Regions from separate parts of the Mus musculus genome. Here region 2 is linked to region 1. The links are chromatin loops, found by intact Hi-C in ENCODE. Cell type or tissue: left cerebral cortex. All regions are shown on one strand. Links, peaks and the distances in the headings refer to the core of each region. The heading gives the core; the rest is flanking DNA.

Region 1 (9,803 bases), core at 579-8,578:
GATGAATTGATGATTGAGGTTCACTTCAGATGCTGGGCAGAAGGCGTCAGGCAGCAAAGCAACAGTGGGTATTGCTATTCCAGATTGTCTTCGCAGTTTTCAGAGGCTGGGGGCTAAGGGATGCTTCTTTTTCTTCTTCCTGTCAGGGAAAGAAACGAAAGGAAAACTCACTAAATAATACAAACCAGAGGTTTCTCCATTTATTATTCAGTGTCAAAGGCAGACTCTTGTCAAGCCTAAACTGTACTTATGAAGACCACCCCCATATTAAAATGATTCATTTCTTATAGCAGAATTATAAGGGTCTTTTTCCTCAAAAAAAAAAAAAAAAAAAAAAAAAAGCTTCAAACTGTATTCCTTCCTTCCTGGCTGGTTCTGTCTATGGAAAACATAAAAATTTATGGTTGCTCATTTAAAGGGAGAAGTTGTGGGGCTCACAGATTCCCAAAGGGATCCCTAACAACTGAGCCTTAAGTTTCATCCCCCTCTCCCCGAGTTATTATTCCGCTGCATAAGAGCAAGCAATGGTTAAGAAAATAAATAAAAATAAGGGAATGTACAACTGCAATAGTTTGAAGAGTCTGCTGCCCAGTGCTGACTTATGGCATTACTGAAATGCCCTGACGTGCCTCTTTTCTTCCATGCCTCCAAATTTCATCTATGAAATAAGAAAGCGACGGACTCTGGTATCCCACATACCACAAAATCCTTACAATTATCAATATCCTCATCTTGAGTTTTAGAGAGACAGCTGGAAATATTTACACGTTCAGAAGAGGCAGTGATCTAGCCCACTCTCTCTCGGCCACAGCCTACCCCATTGGGTTATGATGCTCAAGAAATGAGGAGGACCGCGCTCGCTGTTCAGCTAACTAAAATTCTTTAGAACTGGAAAGGCATGAGGTTGCTAAGTAGAATGCCCAGCACAAGATAGGCCTTCAATAAATACCAACTGTATCAAAGAGAAAAATAAGCCAACAGATGAGCCAGCCCCTGCGTGGTCCACGCTAGACATAACTGGTCTCACCCCCTAGGGGCTTGTCAGGCAAGCGTTGATTTCTAGTGGCACCAAGGGGTAGCACCACTTCCTGTGATGCTACAGTAAATGAGCCTCTAGTGGGGTGAGTTACTGTACCTCCAAAAACAATTATCAGGCCCAAGAGACACATCTCTCAGTGGAAGGGCACGCCTGATTAAAGCAGCCATTTGCAGGCAATTCACAAACTACAACCTCAGCTATTTCTAGCACTGTGAATCACTGGGAATCTCCACTAGCCAAGGAAGACCACACAGGGACAAATGACAGTGTGATGGTGAGGATGGTTACTATACTTCACTGGCTTTTTTCCTTTATTCTGGGCAGTAACAAGACTTAAACCTTCACTAAGTCCTTACAGGGCAAGCGTTACAACCCCTATTTTATACACAAGGAGGTAAACCCAATGAGAAACCTCAGTTTCAGTAACTTCTAGGTTTAAGTTCTGTTTCTGTTTGTCTGCTTTTTGAGACATGGTTTCCCTGTGTTGCTCTGGCTGGCCTAGAACTGTCTACCGTCTACCCTCGAACTCACAGAGATCTGTCTGCCTCTGCCACTGCCTCTGCCTCTGCCTCCCAAAGTGCTCAGATTAAAGGTGTGTGTCACCATGGCCTGGCAGAATTCTTATCTGCTGCCTTTTGTCCCTCAGATTGACCGCTTACACCACAGCAGGACGGAGTTGCTGCAGGAGACAGTCGCAGCTCAGATGAGACTAGAGAGCCTTTCTGAGTGTTAACTTGGCTCGACAGAAAACATAAATTTTCCAAATGTATTACATTTTAAAAAATGTTTTCTGTTCTGCAGTAGGCACAAGCCTGTTATGGTATAAAAACTACAGAATGAACAGAAAATTTCACAGTCCAAATGTGCAACTCTGAACAAATTTCCCACTTCCTGCAGCCTTTGGCTAATCCCTCCCTCCTGAGTCCCCAACAAAGCCTGCCTGTTAGTTTCTCTGGCCAGGAGCTCTCATTTCCATGTAAAATTCTAGAAGCACTACATTCCACTGCACGGCCTGTGACTACCTGAGCACCTGGTATTCCAAAGAGGTTCTCCAAGTTGCTAAGACCTAATTTATTCACCTCCCATGGCTAACTTTATCCCAACTATGCCCATGCTGACCACCTACAACCAAAGGTCCTCACTGGGAAAACAAAATCCAATGATTTTAAATTCCACCAAGTACCTAATCTATTAGCTCAATAAAACACTCAATGATGACTTCTGACTCTAAGAACAGGGGCACTACCTCAGTAAACTGTGACTTGGAATTTTAAGCCTGGTATGACATTATACAAACACACTTTTCACTTTCTGTCTATATATAGTCATATTTTGCTTCAGGGAGGATTTTGTTGGGGAAGGGCAGGTAGAGCTGATTATTAGAATAAATATCTAGCTGACATAAATCAGGAAGTAGAGATATGCAGAATCATTCTAAAATGATAATTTAAAAGGTTTTATTAATGGGGCTGGAGAGATTGCTCAGCAGTTAAGAGCACTGTCTGCTCTTCCAGAAGGCCTGAGTTCAATTCCCAGCAACCACATGGCGGCTCACAACCATCTGTAATGAGATCTGATGCCCTCTTCTGGCCTGTAGGGATACATGCAAGCAGAGTGCTATATACATAATAAATATATAAATCTTTAAAAAAAAAAGTTTTTATTAAGCTAAGTGGTGGTGGCCCATGCCATTAATGCAAGCACTTGGGAGGCAAAGACAGACAGATATCTATGAGTTCGAGGCCAGTCTGGTCTACAGAGCAAGTTCCAGGACAGCCAAGGCTACACAGAGAAATCCTGTTTCAAGAAACAACAACAAAGAGAGAGAGAGAGAGAGAGAGAGAGAGAGAGAGAGAGAGAGAGAGAGAAGTTGTTTTATTACATACAAATGAAGCCTATATAAAAGTATAAATGCTATAGATTAGCCATCCATAATACCCCAGAAGCATATGGAGTATTAAATACTGGGCCTAAGAAGTTAGCAAACCCCATTTTAGGGAAGATACGGTTAGGGAATTCTACTAATAAGTTCTGACATCTCAAAAGGAGGAGGAGTGTTACACTCCACCGGAATGCAGCTATTCATTTTACACCAGGGTTTTCCAAACTAAGCTTCATCGTGAAGCACACGTGAATGAAATCTCCAGAGAGGAGGAAACAGAACACACCTCGTACCCTTAAACCACCCCAGGCAGCTTGAGGCTGGCTCGTTAGACACAGGTGACCTACATTTGTGTCCGAGGCCACATATGTGAATACTTATCTACCGCCCTTACCTTAAGACTGTCCTGGCTATATTAATTGATAACAACCAAGTCTTTGAACAAAAAAATGACTACGTAACTAGCCATTCCTCCATCCTCCAAAAGAGGCTTCAACTCTAAACCGCAGAATGAGGAATATGTTTTGTTAATAGATTTAACAATCTTGCATCTGGGTTTGTTTTTTTTTTTTAATTAAGTTTTTAAAGTGTTCTCTGAAATATCCCATATGTTCCACGGCTAAGAACACTTTGGTTAACATTTGGTAGAGTCCTTCATCAGCATCCCACAGACAAAACAGAGGTGCCTGAAAGAACAAGAGGCACGATTCATGACACCCCGGATCAATGAACACCATGACGTAAGCCTGCACAACTTTATAAACCGCAATTATGAAAAACTCATGCCCTTTCCACTTAGAGAACATAAATATTTCTTTTATACAGCTTACATAATTTCATTGTCTAGTATGTGTTATGATTTACACTCAGGGGTTAATGGAACCTATGTCACCATAACCTGTTAGTAAAACTATTCTTTAAGCATTTGGAAGAGAAAGGAGCCTGAACCACAGAGCGCGTGTTACATGATTCTAAATTTAGATTTTTACATTCAAGTGAATAACCATGTCATTCTTTTATCTTTTACTAAATAATTTGTCGGCAGCAAAAAGCACAACAGCAAAATAGATGGCAGGCTCGAAGAAGATAACATACCATCTACAGCTATTTCCGAATTCTAAATGTAAGCCGTGAACCCGCTCCTGAGATCACAACGCTTAGAGAAATAAAAGCGGGCGCGGGAAGCGTACCACTGCCACCACTTAACGCCAAGCCTTCCAGACATCACCTGTCACACCTGGAGGGGTCCGAGACCCCACCTGAGGTCGGGGAGGGGATCCCACTCGCCGCTTCCATGGGATGGAGGAAACCCAGGCCTGGGAGGAATCCGGGCTCGCTCCCCCCGTACCTCCCGGAACATCTTAGTTCCCCGCAGGCAAGCGGCCCCCGCCCTACCTGCCCCGCGGCGGCGCCACCTCCAGCCCCCCAGCCCCCCAGCCCTCCAACCCTCCAGCCTTCCAACCCTCCAGTCGCGGGATCCTGCCCGCAACTCTTGGTCTCGGTGCACGCGCACACAGCACTGCACTTTCCCGGTGCTCCGGGACCGCCCGAGGCTCCAGGCCAACCACCGGGAAGGAGCGCAGCACCGAGGGGCTGCGGCTGCGGCGAGGCGCGGAGGGCGGCCGGCCCGCGCCCCGCTCCCGGTTCCGAGGCCCGGTGCGCGCGCGATCGGACGGCGGCCTCGGGACGCCCCGCCTCAGCCACCAGCAGGTGGGTGTTCCGCGGACCCCGCCGTACTCCTCCTGGCCGCCCCCTGCCCGGCGCCCCGCGCTCCTCACCTGCCGCGGGCCAGGGCGCTTCTGCCGCGGCCGCCGGCGTCGCTGCTGGAGCCGCCTCCGCCGCCGCGGGCCGCGCGCCCCGCCCTCGCCAGGGACAGCCCCTGCCCAGCCCCCGCCCCAGTTCCCGCCAGCCATTGGCCGCCACTTCCCTAAGCGCCCCGCCGCCGCTGCCAGTGGCCGGCCAGCCTGTCACTCAACGGCGCAATAGAGCAGCCTATATATTTCTCCCCAGCCCCTTTTTGCATCGGTGTTGCGGCCGGGGCTGGAGCGCAGCCGCCACATCTGGCTTGTACCCTCCGGCCTGAGCGCATGCAACCTCGGGAGGCAACAAAGGCCCCAGTGAGCCCACGGAATACAACCTGGTCACCATGGCCTTTCCTCCTAGCTCTGGGTCCCATCTTCTGGCGGTCCAGGCGCGGTGACAGGTCCTGGCTCTAATCCAACCATAGCTTCCAAGGCCCGCTGTTCCAAGCATTACACTGCCAGCATCAGTGAGGAGCATCGTTATCCTCCAGCTTCCAGGAGGAGGCAGAGACGCAGGGAGGACCATTTGGAGCAACTAGAAGCAACAAATATGACTAGGGTTTAAAGGCACACCACTCAGTGCTAATGTCCCCGATTTTTCTACTATGCAGTGTTAGTCTTCCCTTCTCTCTTGAGCACGTGTCAGATGACCATTTCTTAAAGTTTAAAACTGGTTTCAGATCGAAATGGATGGACATCTATAGAAAACGTGAGTGGCCTGCCCCTGTGCACGTTATCTGTTAGCTATCAAGCCTGGCATATATTAAGATCTTTAATTGCTTCTTACCATAATCCCGGCAAATCTTTAATTGCTTATCATATATGTTAATCCCCATTTCTCACAGATGAGCTTAAAAGGTTAAAGAGTTTACCTGTGGTTACAGAGCTAATAAGATAAGAGATGTGTCTGTCCTCCCTGTTACCATAATCCTCCCAACAACACTGCAAAGACATACAAGAAATCAAAAAACTAGGAAACAGCCTTGTTCCTGGCAAACACCAAGGCAATAAATATCTGGATCAGAAGACGACAGTAATTCAAAAATAGAAAACTCTAGTATACAACATCGGAATGAGGGGTTTTTGTTTTTGGGGGGGACGTTTTTTTTTTGTCTCAAAATTAAGTGTTTAATAATTAGCTATTATATTTATAGGTTTCTCAGCTCTCCTGTGGTGAGATTTCTCTCCGTTGTTCCTAAGCTGTTTTCAAAATCCCAAAAGAGGCTCACAGTCTTCTTCCCCCAGCTCTGCACCAGCCGGGGTATGGGAGAAGCATGATAAACCCAGTGGCAGCTTTGCTTTCTACTTTGGGGGGAAATAGAGCTAAATTCCCTGTATAACTGTGCCTAAAACATTGACAGTTAGCAACCCAGCACTAGACTTCAAGATGGACACAAGCACTATAGATGGAACCCCTACCAGACACAGCGTCTGAAACACGGTTGGGGTGAATTGCTAATTCTCCTGTCAGCATAGACACACCAGGCCTTGCTACCTTTCTACTGTTCTGAGTGTCAGATCAGTTCACAGCTTCAAGCAGAGGAAGAAAATACTCGACAGGAGAGAAACAGCCCTTGAGCTATGTTAGGGTCAGCTAAAAGACTGAGCAACACAGACAGTCATTTTTCCGATATCCCAATGTTATACAGAGAGAAACTAGAGAATTTCATGGATACAAATAGTTATTTAGGCAACTAACCGCGATTAAACCCAATTCTCCTTAATTCAGAGACTTCTGCTTCTCTGTTTCCATTTTCACCTTTAGCAACCCACCAGCTATCGGATGACTGAATGAATCTTAAAAAGACCTATTTCCGCTTTCTCTATTTTTTCCCCCCTGGTAAAGGAAGGGAATGAGAGTGTTCACAGACATTTTCTAAGCAAAGATCAAGGTCAGATGAGAGGAGAAAAAGGAAAAGATACGATGTGGGTACGGACTGGAGTGGTACCTTCAGGAAGAGTACATATTCAGACTCTGTAAACAGGGAAACATCAGAAGTTAAAAGAAGCAATAGACATCCATGAATTGAAGACCTTTTATAATATCTTCTGTGCATTTATTCAGTGTGGGGTCACAAGCATGCCAAGGCACTCACACAGAGGGCAGGGGGCAACTTGTGGGAGTTTGTGCTGTAGAGAACTAGGGATTAAACTCAGGTGGTCAGGCTCCACAGCAGGAGCCTTTAAAGGCTGAGCCATTAAAAACACAAAGAGGTAGAGGGATGCCTTTTTCATTCTTCATTGCCCTTCATCTGGCAGAAGGACAGTTTTTCTAAGAAACTTTAGTCCCTGCCATGATTAAACTTGTCTCTATTCACATTGTTGAGAAGAAGCTGTGGCATTCAGTTGGTTGAGCTAAGAAACTGTGATGGTTTGAAATATGCCTGCTCAGTGTGAGTTAGAGTCCGTGATTCCTCTCAATCTTGTTGACATTCACAACCTTGAATTTTCCAACTATGTCCAAGGCTATCTGCTTAACTACACTTTAATAGCCACTCATGAATGATGTAAGTTTGATTATTAGTGCATGAGAGGAGACACAGCGGAAAACAACTGCCCATCCTGTGTTTCATTTCTTAGAAAATGATTAACTGGGAGTTTGAGTATAAAAGATTGCTTTAGTTGCTGGGCATGGTGGCCCATATCTATAATCTGAGCACTCAGGACACTGGGGCAGGAGGATTACAAGTTATAGACAGGCCAGTCTCAGGGCAAGTTTGAGACCAGTTTGACCTAAGAGATTCTCTCAAAACAAAACAAAATATCTATTATCATGATCAGTTTAATTAGCAATCAAAGTCAGTTAGTCCAAATCCTGAGTCTGATCAAATCCTGTTTTGTTTTTGTTGTTGTTTTTCAATCTCTCCTCTTGCTTTTTCACGGTGTTTTTAATTCCATGGCTTCTCTTTTTACCTTTACACTGTCAGTAAAACCAGAGCTGAGAAGTTCAGCCTGTAATGTCACCACCATTCTGTAGCCCAGAGGTTCTCAACCTTCCTCGCACTGTGACCCTTTAATGCAGTTCCTCTTGTTGTGATGACTCCGGACTAGAAAATTATTTCAGTCACTATTTCATAACTATAATTTTGCTACTATTAAGAATCATGATGTAAATAGCTGTGTTTTCTGATGGGTGACTCCTGTGAAAGAGTGAATCAACCCCAGAGAGACCACAACCCACAGGTTGAAAACTGCTGCTGTAGCTGTCCCTAACACAGCTGTTGAGCCATGGCTGTTCTATATACAAACATTCACTCTTCCATGAGCCCCCCCCCCGCCCCCGCCCCCACCCCAAAAGGTCTATGATTACAGAGGCAGCTGGTGCCTCCCCATGGAGTCTCACAGACTAGTGAGAGACTTTGGTAAGTAATTAAACCACGGGAGCTGGGCAGTGATAGTCGGAGGCCATCAATCAGATTCTCGGGCAGGGACGGCTTCCTGGAAGTGACATTCAAGCTAAAAGCAGACTACACACAGGAAACAAATCTTTTTCTTTTATCTCTTTGATGGTGTTTGGTGGTGAGGCCTCTCATGCATTAATCAGTTTCCAAGAAATCAAGCCCAAGATTGCCAGGTTTGGGACCTGTCCTTCCCTGTGTTAGCAATCAGACTTGTATGGTTCGTACTCGGTTACAAACGTAATCCTGGTGTCCTGGGTTGGACCTGTGTTCAGTATGAGGGCTCCAAGAGGCGGATCACATCTGGAGATTCTCCTTGGCTCTTTCACATGTGTATGCAGAGAATCCCTGGTTTTACCTGGGAGACCCCGAGATGCTGCTTTTAACTACAGCTAGGACACTCCTCCTCCGGTGGTGAGCTATAGCTCTATACGGTGTCATAGAACTGAATATTGGGGTTGTGAAAACTCTGGTAACAGAGGTTCTAAACACATGAAGAACAAATGTTAATTCAAAATGAAACACGAGATGAATCGAAAGTGTTTGTTTGTGATGGCACCTGCCCACGTTACATGCGTTACACACACCACACACATCACACATGTTACATATACTACATGCATCACACACATGACATGCACTGCACATGTCACACACACTGCAGCCTTGTTCCTGAACACACAACATCTGCACTTTGCACTTGATGTGCCATCGCTCATACAATGCCTAGAACACTTTAACGCCAGCACAAAACTACTGTATGCTATGCCTTCCGATGTATACTCTGGAGAATGTAGACATGGGACACATTCTAAGGTGTCTGCTCTTATAGAACCATGATGCTTTCATTATTGACAACAATAGCATTTAATATTTACCTACTGCTGTTACTCAGCATGTAAACATTAAATTAGCATGTCTTTCATTTATATTAGGTTCAAATGTTTGATTTTAAAACTTGCTACTTGAGTCAGCCATGACTCAGCCTCCATTCTACTCACCCCAGACTTCTTTGAGGCGGAGGCAGGCAGACATCTTTGAGGCGGAGGCAGGCAGACATCCTTGAGTGCCAGGCCAATCCAGTCTCAAAGCAACAACAAAAACAAAAATTTGCTACACGAGTTGCTGACTTGAATTTCACTGAAAACAAAATCATCAAATGAATTTTGGCTGGGGATTAAGGCAGAATTTCCAACAATTTCTGAGTTGGCTCTAAACTTTTTTATGCCATTTTGTACTATATGTCTGTGCAAACCAGTGGTCTCAATATTAGTGATTATATAATCAAATATCTATCAACTGTGAAAAGCACATCGCATATCCAACTAGGACTTAATTCTTTATGTAAAAATGAACAAACTCATCCATCTTATTGGTGTGTGAATTTGCTTTTGTCTTTAGCTAATGTTGAAAATATATGTATAGCAAAAAATGTCATAAAATTTTTTATAACTTATTGTCAGTATGTGTTTGGCTTATATACATATTTCCTAAGTTTATACACACAGTGTCATATATAAATTTCTCAGGTGAAAGAAAGTCTAAAGTAGAAAAAAAATTTTTTTGTTTTGTTTTTCAAGACAGGACTTCTCTGTGTTGCCCTGGCTGTCCTGGAACTCACTCTGTAGACCAAGACTGGCCTTGAACTCAGAGATCTGCCTGCCTCTGCCTCCCAAGTGCTG
Region 2 (9,803 bases), core at 1,243-9,242, 73 kb after region 1:
GACAGGGTTTCTCTATATAGCCTTGGCTGTCCTGGAACTCACTCTGTAGATCAGGCTGGCCTCGAACTCAGAAATCTGCCTGTCTCTGCCTCCCAAGTGCTGGGACTAAAGGTGTGTGCCCCCACTGCCTGGCTCCAAAGACAATTTGGATACATCTGCTCTTTCCAGACCTCTAGAATCAGGGCACCTTTTTAGATCAGTCCCAAGAGCCCCCTCTTCCTCTTTCAGACCTGAATTTCTGTCCTGTTTCAAACTGAGACCTCCCAAATCTGTGGACATGGGTATCTATTTACTGGCTCCACAGGTGCTCACACTGGAAGATGCCCTCTTTTCTGTGGGTTTCCCTCTCAGGCCCCATTTCTGTAAATGCTTTCTGTATGGACCAAGAACTCCAGCCAAAGGCCTTCCATTCTTTGCTTCTCACGCCACATCAAACGCACCCACTTAGGCCATGACTCTAGCCAGGATCAGCCATTTGATTAGATGACCTCATCAGCCACCCCCTACCCCAACCTCAAGAACTCATTCAGCCACAGCCAGTCTCTGGCTTAGGCTCTGTTGTCCCAACAAGCCCCTTTCCTTGATTTTTGCATACTTAATGTCTATTCATTGTGTCCCTTTCCTATGAAAAAGTGGGCACACTACAAAGATAGAGTTTTCATGGGGTTGGGCCCCATCGTAGAGATGCTTCTAGGGAACTCCCACACAAGTTAGAAACATGCCAAATTATTCAAGTACATGTGCACTGAAAATTTAAAAGTGCCAAATTAAAGCAGCAGCAACAACAACAAAAAGCCAGCACATTCTCTTATCCTTTAAAGGAACTCAAAGACAGAGGTGGTCACCAAGGAGAAAGCGTGGTGTACACATTTGTTCCTAAGACCCACGAGTTCACAAGGTCATGCTCAGTGTGCTCCCATGATGTCTCTGAGGGCAAGGTTCACTCCTGTACTGACTGAGATTTAAAAGCAGGAATGCTAGGGTTGGGGGTTCAGCTCCGTGGTATGATGGTTGCCTAGAGGCACAAGGGTTTAGGTCTCAGCTCTGAAAAACAAAACCAGGGGTGTCAATTGTGATGGTTTGTATATGCTTGGCCCAGGGAGTGGCACTATTTGGGGGTGTGGCCTTGGAGTAGGTGTGGTCTTGTTGGAGTAGGTGTGTCACTGTGGGTGTGGGCTTTAAGACTCTTCCTAACTGCCTGGAAGCCAGTCTTCTACCAGCCTACAGATGAAGATGAAGAACTCTCAGCTCCTCCAGCCCCTCCAGCCCCATGTCTTCATGGATACTGCCATGTTCCCACCTTGATGATAATGGACTGAACCTCTGAACCTGTAAGCCAGCCCCAATTAAATGTTGTCCTAATAAGAGTTGCCTTGGTTGTGGTGTCTGCTCACCAGTAAAACCCTAACTAAGATATCAATTTACAGTAGGGTTTAAAAACGTAGGCCGTCAATGGCCTTAGCTTCAACGTGCCTCAACGACTTCATCGACAAAGCAGAAATGCATACTCACCCCAAGGACGGAAGAGAGGGTTGTAACTAAAGTGGCTAATGTACTCCCAGCAATGCCCGTTCCTTCTGCTCAGGAGAACTGGGTCTGGTGACTCCTCTCACGCTTTCCCCATTGTTACCACTGTAGACTTCTACATCACCACCGAGCCTTGGCTGGCCAAGCTTGGCTGGCCTCCAGGTCTTCTATCAGAGCCTAATCTCCGTGCAGAGGGCAGAGGCTATAGGACTCCATCCTACCGAATTCTCCTATGTCCTAAAAACCTAAGCCTGCTGTGTACCACACCCTGAAACACAGAGAACAGTCAAATCAAAACTGAACCACGTCTTTTTGTTCCTGTAGTGAGGCCTCTGCCTCCAAAGCATTCCTCTGAAATGCTCTGCTGGCCAGAGAAATACAGACAAATTGATTTTTCTCTAGTTAAAACTATTCAGGCCAAAGCTTTAGAGTTCTTGCATTTATGTTCTCTAAGAGAATGTCATTAATAAATCAATTTGTCTGTGGAAAGAAACTGTCCCACACTCCTTCGGCAGAGGCAGATGCCATAAAATTGTGTAGCACTAACAGCTAGGAAAAGAATTTTCATGAGAATGGAAAAATAGACTAAAAGTGGCAACCCTTAGGACACATAAAATCAAGTTATAATAGAACAAACATATCATGAGGTCGGACTGATTTTGCGTCTAGCTGAATTAACTCCCATAGAGACTGGCTTGTGGGGAGGAACAAACGAATTGTTTTAAAGCAACTGCTAAGGAGCCATTGCACAGAACCTCTGAGATCCCAAACTTTTCTTCCAGCCCAATTTTGCCACATTCTACATTCTTGGCTGTTGTACCAGCGAGCCTGTTGTCAACAGAAATATGCAGGCTGGATGGGTGAAATGCCATAAAGTGTCAATAGTGTCCCGCTTAGATTTACTTATTGTATTTTGGCAACGTGACACAAGCCAGGGTCACCTGAGAAAATGCCTCGTTAGCCAACACATGGTCAAGTCTGTAAGGGAATTCTCTGTGAGTGAGCCCAGCTCTCTTCAGGCGGCAACATTCCTGGGCAGGTGATCCTGTGTTGTATAAGAAAGCAGGCTGAGCCTGCCACAAGGAACAAACTGGTAAGCAGCATTTCCCTGTGGCTCGTGTTTCAATCTCTGCTCCTAGTTCCAGCCTTGGCTTCCCTGAGTGGACTGTGACCTGGGTTGTGTCAGCTCAAATAAACCTTTTCTCCCAAGCCGCTTTTGGTTATGATGTTTATAAACAAACTGGAAAGCAAACTAGGATAGACGGCCCCTAAGACTTTCATATTCTTGCAATGTTATATGTAGAGCAAATGAAAAAAAAATCCTACAAATTCTTCTTTCTTCCTAAAATGAACACCAATGTTTTGTTAGAACAATAAAAACCAACCACTCCCTACCACCACCACCACCCACCCCTCGCTAATACACAACAAACTCAACTCCCAACCAAGTCAGGATTTTCACTGAGGCGTAAGGGCATTCCCTCAGCATTGGAAGATGTTCTCTAGGAGCAAAAATAATATTGACGCACAGAGCAGAAACATGTTTGAAACTTTTTATTAAACAGGCAATGCATTTTGCACAGGACACAGATGCCTAGTGGAAAAGTTTAAAAATTCTTTTTGGAAACAGTCTATGAATTGACAAACCCTGCCACGTCCCTTCCTCTCCTTCTCGGGGTGGGTGGGTTTCTTCAGGAAACTGGATTGTTAAGTGGGTAGCTGCTCTTGTAAAGGGAATCCCTGCTTTACCACAAACAATCATGCCTATTAGTAAACAAGAAAGACCACGATGGCCCACGGCAAGACGGTGGCCAGAGGCACTGGCTGATGGCAAGAGGCAGCGCAGACCTGGGACTCGTAGGCTCACGCTGACATCTCAGCACAGGAATGGCGCCCCTAAACTTCGCAACATTCTTGCCACAGCCCCTCTGGCCCGGCACTGAGGCTGTCTGCTGGTCTTCTCCGTTCCCCCTGGTTCCTCTCTCTTCTCGGAGCACATCAGAAGCCGTTGACAAAAATCAATCGTAAGTTTCACAGTCTGCTTGCCAAGATTTATTGGCAGTTTAAAACTAAGTGGCTCGTCGGTCCAGTGGACCTCCTTCCCCAGCAGCCTGCCAATCTATTTTATGATTTGGGGCATGTCGCTCCAGGCTTGAGATTTCTTTCTGGCGAGTTCCATCCAGGATGGCTGATCTGTACTGGCGTAACTGGCCCTCTTCAGCTGATGAAGTTCCTTCTCTGTGGTCGCTGCAGCCTGAGCTGCTGGGAGACAAAACAGACAAAAGCAAGAGACCCAGTGTGGGTTTTCGCTAAGCCTCTCCTATAGCTTTAAATATACGTTCCAGTCTCCACTGTGCTCCAGGACACACAATCCCTCAGTGCATAAAGGAGTGAAGACTGAAGCATCGAGTGTGGAGCACATACGATTGGAAGAGTTTCAGAGCAGGCTTAGGTGGTTCCGGAGGCAAAGTGAGTCTAGAAAGGTTCAGGGTCTAACTGCAGAACACCAGAGGTAGGCTGCACGAGGGACCGAGCATACCACCTTCACAACCACCCAATTAAGATGGCTAGTAAAGTACAAGTCTCGTGTCGTTTGACCACAATACAAAGTAAATAAAAAATTAAAAAATATTAGGTTCGGGATGTCACTCGACGGGAGAGTATGTGATTAGTGTGCAGGAGACTCCGGGCTCATCCACCATTTGAGGTGACAAATACCACCTCCCGGAGCTCAGAATTGCATTCAAAACCAGCAGAGACAGGGACCTGTGTTTTATGATTTCACATTCCCAAAAAGGGATATCTCACAGAGACACAAAGTAGGTTAGTGCTTACCTACCCCCAGGGTAGGGAATGTGACAAGTAGGTTTCCTTCCAGTGTGAGGGGGATGTTCTATTCTTAGATTGCTACCAGGGTGGTGGGACTCCGCAAATACACATAATCTCACCGTTAAATACATCCACTGAAATGCACACTGGATATGGGTGACCGTTATCTCATGTAAATTCCTTCTCAAAAAAAGGGGGGGGGGACTACATTAAAAAAACACTGCTCAACATGGCAAAATGATTCAATAACACAAACTCCAATCATAGGAAGAAATATATATATGTGTGTGTGTATGTGTAAATATATATATCTGTGTGCGCGTGCATGAGTGTGTGCCAAAGTATTTGGAAATAAAAGCCAGTCTCATACCCAAGTTCTGATGGGACAGTGAGATTCCTCTCTGTAGCCCTTCCTTGAGGTTCAGTTTTGACCCCTGCCTCTGGGTCACAGCAGGCTTTGCAGGGGTCATCAGGAAAGATTTGCTCCGGACGAAGTCACCCTGCTTCACAGACTCCTACGGAGACACAAAATGACAGGTGCTGCCCAAGGATAACAGACTCAGAGTGGGTAAATACTCCAAGTGTCTTAGCTACAAAATGTCTCTTCCAAGATGCACCCTGCTGCTGGCACTTTCTGGAAAGGGGCTCTGTGCACCGGCATCACCCACCAAAATGCCAGAGCTGACTTGTGCCAGCCTCCTGCAGCCCACGTGTGCATGGTGGCTCCTTGCTTGCCTGGACAGCCCAGTCTCAGCCCCAGATGGTATAGAGCGAGGACTCTATGTGAAAGCCGTAGGGAATGGTTTTATGATACACACTATATGGCAGCAGCTGAAATGGGCTAACATTTCGCACTGTAATTTCCCCTCCTCAATGCTACATACAGGTCTTCAGCTGTGTAGACACAACTGAGGATTGCATTAGCAGGAAGGGAAGCAGGTCCTATTGCAGCGCAGGCTCCCTTTCCTAGACAGCAGAACCCCATTTATTGTACTGGTTAGCAGAGGGTGCATCAGCACAGTTGTTGGGGTTGGTGAGAGCTGTTTTCAGTTGAATACAACATGCAACTCCAGGTTTTGGCTGTGCAGCCCCAGGTGAGGGAAAAGGGAAGCCAGCAGGCAGCAGCCAGAGCAGGCTTCATTTATCATCACACAAGGGGCTGAGGTGGAGCTGGTGACCATATTAGCGTGTGTCTGAAGGGAGCCGTTGTTTTAACTGTCTTCAATTTTTTTCCAGAGGCTGAGCTGCGTTGCCTAGGAGGCCAGAGCAGCCTCGGGCGCCACTGCATTTCTACCAGCCCACACAGGCAAAGAGGCAGCTAGCTCCATCACGGGGTCCACAAGCTGACGTACTGCCTTTGCGCATGTCAGCCATCACGGTAGGCACGGCATCTCTGTGATGTTCATGCAGGACCTCTGTGAGCACAGCGGTACCTGCTCCCACCACACCCTCACAAGATCGCTGCCCTCCTCACCCCACCCCCACCCCGAACGCCACAGAAAAAGAGTGGTAACCTGGGCTCTCTCGGCCACCTTGGCTTGCTTCCCAGTTTCTGTCTTTAGGATCCTCGACCCAGGTTTCTCTTCCTGGTTGACGGGCAGGTCTGGGGCTCCTCTTCTCTTCTGCCGGGCCATGGTGATCCAGGGTGGGGTGGGTTGCCCATCAGCCCCAGGACCTGTAGCCGCAGGAGGCTGACCCTTTTCTGTGATAAAGGCCAAGAAGGAGCAATGTTAGGCAGATAGTCCCACTCTCCCCTTCAGTCCCACCCACAGCTTCTCTCCCATACAAGGTGTGTTATATTGCTTTGCTTGGTTCAGGGGGCTGAGGAGTGGTAGGATTGAGGAGTAGAGTCTCAGAGAGACCCCCACTTCCCATTCCCCCCTGAGCCAAAGCCTCTCTTCAGCAAACTTCATTTTTTTTTTTCTTCTATAGATGTCTCAAATAGATTACCTCCTCTGGTCTGAGCCGCCAAAACCACAAGATGCAGCTGCCACCCCAACCTGTGCACTTTGGAGCTAATTTCTACCAGGGCCTTCTCTCTGGGAGGAGCTGGAATGTATGCACAGATAGGATGCCTTTGATAAGAGTCTACATTTGGGACCAGCCACCCGCCCCCACTCCGGATTTACTTGACGCGCTAAAAACATTCCCTTTGTGGGACGTGATGCCATTTCTACAACCATCTGTCTTCACCTGACACAGGAAGTTGGGGCCTGCATGGTTAACACCGGCTGTTTTTCTTCTCCTGCTCTACATTCTTTTAAAGGGCCCTCTTTGCCCTCTCCTGCCATTTCTTCACTTAGTGACCAGGAGCTCCCGCAGAACTCTTCCTGTGTCTCACCCTCACTCCCATCCCTATCCCAGAGGCAGCTACTCTCTTCGAAACAGACGGAACATTTTCTCAGGGTTTGAACTTTATTTTCTTGGCTAACAACATATTCCTCGAACAGTTCTGATAAGATTAAATTCACAACCCGAGGAACTTGCCATTCCAGTTTGAAATCAGAGCAGAGAAGTAGCTTGTTGAAGGCCAGGCCAGCCTCTCTCACCTCCTCAAAGCTCAGTGCTGGGTACTGAGCACTCTGTCACCTCTTAGCCCAAAGGCACAAGACATAGTTCTGGTAAATTCTTTATAACCTGCACTTGGATAATTTCATCTGAGCCAAAAGATACATTTTTAAAATGAGCATAAAGAGGGCTGGGGGGCCCAGGGAGGAGGGCTGGGGGGCCCAGGGAGGAGGGCTGGGGGGCCCAGGGAGGAGTGCCGGCTGCTCTGCCTGAGCACCTGAGGTTGAGTCCCAGCATCCACATGTGGCTCACAACCATCTGTAACTCTGGTTCCTCGGGTCACGCTGCCTTCTTTGGCATCGGTAGGTAGACACACGGTGCACAAACACTTGTACACGTAGAGTTAAAAACATTCAAACGAGCAGAAAAGTTATATGAGACTGCCTCTAAGGTGGTTTGGCAAGAAGGGACCCCCAGGGGAGGGTGGGGCTCTGGGGACTGCTCAAGTGGCAATGTTTCCAACTGCACTGATGTATGCCCATGTACCTACGTTCACATGCTGACCCTGGGAGTGGGTGAACCCTGCAACTGCACTAGGCTGTGCCAGGAGGTGACCTACAGGCAACTTCATGGAGCACTGGCCTGAGCAAGTGACCAAGACCTCTTAGCAGCCATTTCTTTCCTGTTTGGTTCCTGTATTTCCCCACACTTGGACACATCTCACAATATCAAGCCTCAGAGATGTTGCACCTCTGTCCCAAGTAAAGTATGGGCAGAGTCGGGTGACAGTCATTCTGCTCTGTGACACAGGCCTGAGTGGTTTCTGTGACTTGCACCCTTATCCTCTGCCACACTGGAACCCACGGCTCTGCGTCTGTGCTCCATCTGGGCTAGGGAGGGCTAGGGCTAGAGAGAGGAATGAAGACGGGCAGTGGGCAGTCTATGGCGGCCTTGAGGGGGCGGGCAAACAGGTTGTCAGTGACCCCTTAAAGCATTAACTCTCAGGGCCAAGGTTGAAACATAAAATCTCTTCTGCGATTAGATCTGCTCAAAAGGTCAGCTCTAGGGCACGGCAGATGTGGCAAATAAAGCCACTCCTTTGTTTATATTCCGGCCTCAATAGACAGACCTGAGTCTCCTGGGGATCTGGTTTAAAGATTTCTGACATCTCAGCCCCTCCTCCGGAATAATAAGGGCTTTAGGTTGTCAAGTGTACCCAGGTCTGCAGCCAACACCTGCAGAGCTCGACAAGTCTCTCACTGAACAGCAGACACCACGTGTTGGAATGTATGAGATCCCTTTGCTGAGAGTTTGAGAAAAAGCTGGCTCCCCACACCTGCCTGGGAAGGGAGCAATCTAATCTGCCTTAGAACAAACCCAGACTAACACTTCCAGATGGCAAGGGCCTCAGGTGTGGGGAGCTGGAGAGCCACACAGCTGGGCCCTAACAACCCCATTGCACAGGCAAGTGACTTCTGATCAGAAGAAACTATCACTTTGTTAGTTACTGAGAGGAGTCCATCAAAGGAACAAAACCCCTCCCTCCTCAGTAGCGTAGTCTCTTCCCTCAAGCTCTATTTGGGAAAATACTGTAAAGCACTGATCTTCAACACAGCCTGTCCTGGGGCTGGGTTTCAGGCCTCAGGCTAGCCGTGTGCTCCTGGGCAGACCCCGTGTAAATGCAGGTGTAAAAATCCCAGAAGACAACCTGCTATCTATGCCAGATGTTTGTAAAGATTCAGTGACGTCATCCTCCTCCAAGCCCCAGCACAGTGCCTGGCACCTGCCAGCTGTTCTCCATTACGATATGTGTAGAAGACCACTGGCTGGGCCTCAGCTGCTCCCACTGCTACTCTGTCTGTCATTGCTGGTAACAACGTAAGGCAACCATTTTGCTGATTTCTGTTTTCTAATCTCTTTCAAAAGATGGGGAAACTAATGCAGTGGGCTTATGGACTTAGCTTGTGGACTTATGTGACTTAGCTATCTGTATTTAGAAGACACCACTCCCCCCAAGTCCTAACCACTCACCCGATCCTGGGATGCTCCACCTACAGGTGGCAAACACTTTCTATCACTCGGAGTCACCCCCTTTGCTTGGTTTTGGTGCCTACTAAAATTCAAATGTAAGGCACTGGTTTTTGTTTGCTTGCTTGTTTTGTTTTGTTTTTCCAGAAAGAATCCTAGAAGTGACCCACTGAGAGTGAAGCACAAATGATAAGCCACACCCTGCATGACACCTCTCAGAAGGCTGAGCCCGGAAGATTAGAGCTGTCAAGAACACAGTTGTGGTTGGGAAGCAAGGAGCTGGAGGATGTGAACTTAGGGACTCTCGCTCTTGGGCTGAGATATTAAAGCAGATGTTCTGGTCTAAGCAAGCTTGGAACAGGGCAGCATACTGCTGTGCTTCTTGAAGCAACTGTGTGCACGAGTATGTATGTGTGTGTGTGTATGTGTGCGTGAGCGTGCTCACGCCTGTGTGTGAGCATGTCTGTGTATGAATGTGCTTGTGCATTCATGCATGCATGTATGTGTGTAGGTATGTGTGTTTGCACATTCATGTGTGTGCTTGCACATCCACGTGTATGTACACTTTCATGTGCATATTCATGTGTGTGCTTGTATGTGTGCATGAGTACATACACAAGTTTATGTGCGTGTATGCATGTGAAGGCCAGGGATTGTCACCAAGCAAATCTCTATGCACCCTTATTTTTGAGATTGGGACACTCACCTAACCTAGAGCTCAATAATACAGCTAGACTGGCTGGCCAGTAAGCCCCAGAGGGCCTCCTTTCTGTCCCCCACCCCCAGTGCTGGGATAATAAGAAACTGGGTGCTGGGCTCAAGTCAACTCAAGTCCTCACACTTGTGTGGCAAATGCTTTAACTGGAGCCATCCCTGCAGCCCCTGAACCGCCATTGTAAAAATGTATATCC

The links. Peaks named below come from ENCODE experiments on the same cell type or tissue, not always from the same donor. Only the 100,000 strongest peaks of a DNase experiment are listed, where the experiment ranks them.
Region 2: it touches region 1 in a loop (2.0-fold over the local background); 5 of 42 quality-filtered maps call a loop at or near these places.

The regions. Positions count from the first base shown.
Region 1 is chr1:37,536,266-37,546,068 of GRCm38, forward strand. Mgat4a (mannoside acetylglucosaminyltransferase 4, isoenzyme A) reads right to left here and starts at 4,751. Exons shown (of 16, transcript NM_173870.3): 1 at 4,700-4,751; 2 at 1-139. In left cerebral cortex, for the core only: a CTCF peak has its summit at 2,612 (motif pointing left); DNase peaks (open chromatin) are centred at 1,842, 4,031 and 4,904; H3K4me3 peaks cover 2,397 bases; H3K27ac peaks cover 1,428 bases.
Region 2 is chr1:37,608,611-37,618,413 of GRCm38, forward strand. Cracdl (capping protein inhibiting regulator of actin like) reads right to left here. Exons shown (of 10, transcript NM_028096.1): 8 at 5,871-6,058; 9 at 4,727-4,871; 10 at 3,066-3,786. The coding sequence ends at 3,647. It overlaps 4930556I23Rik (a long non-coding RNA gene), which reads left to right and starts at 5,897. Exons shown (of 2, transcript XR_373329.1): 1 at 5,897-5,957; 2 at 6,289-6,763. In left cerebral cortex, for the core only: a CTCF peak has its summit at 8,952; DNase peaks (open chromatin) are centred at 4,358, 5,672 and 6,486; H3K27ac peaks cover 1,651 bases.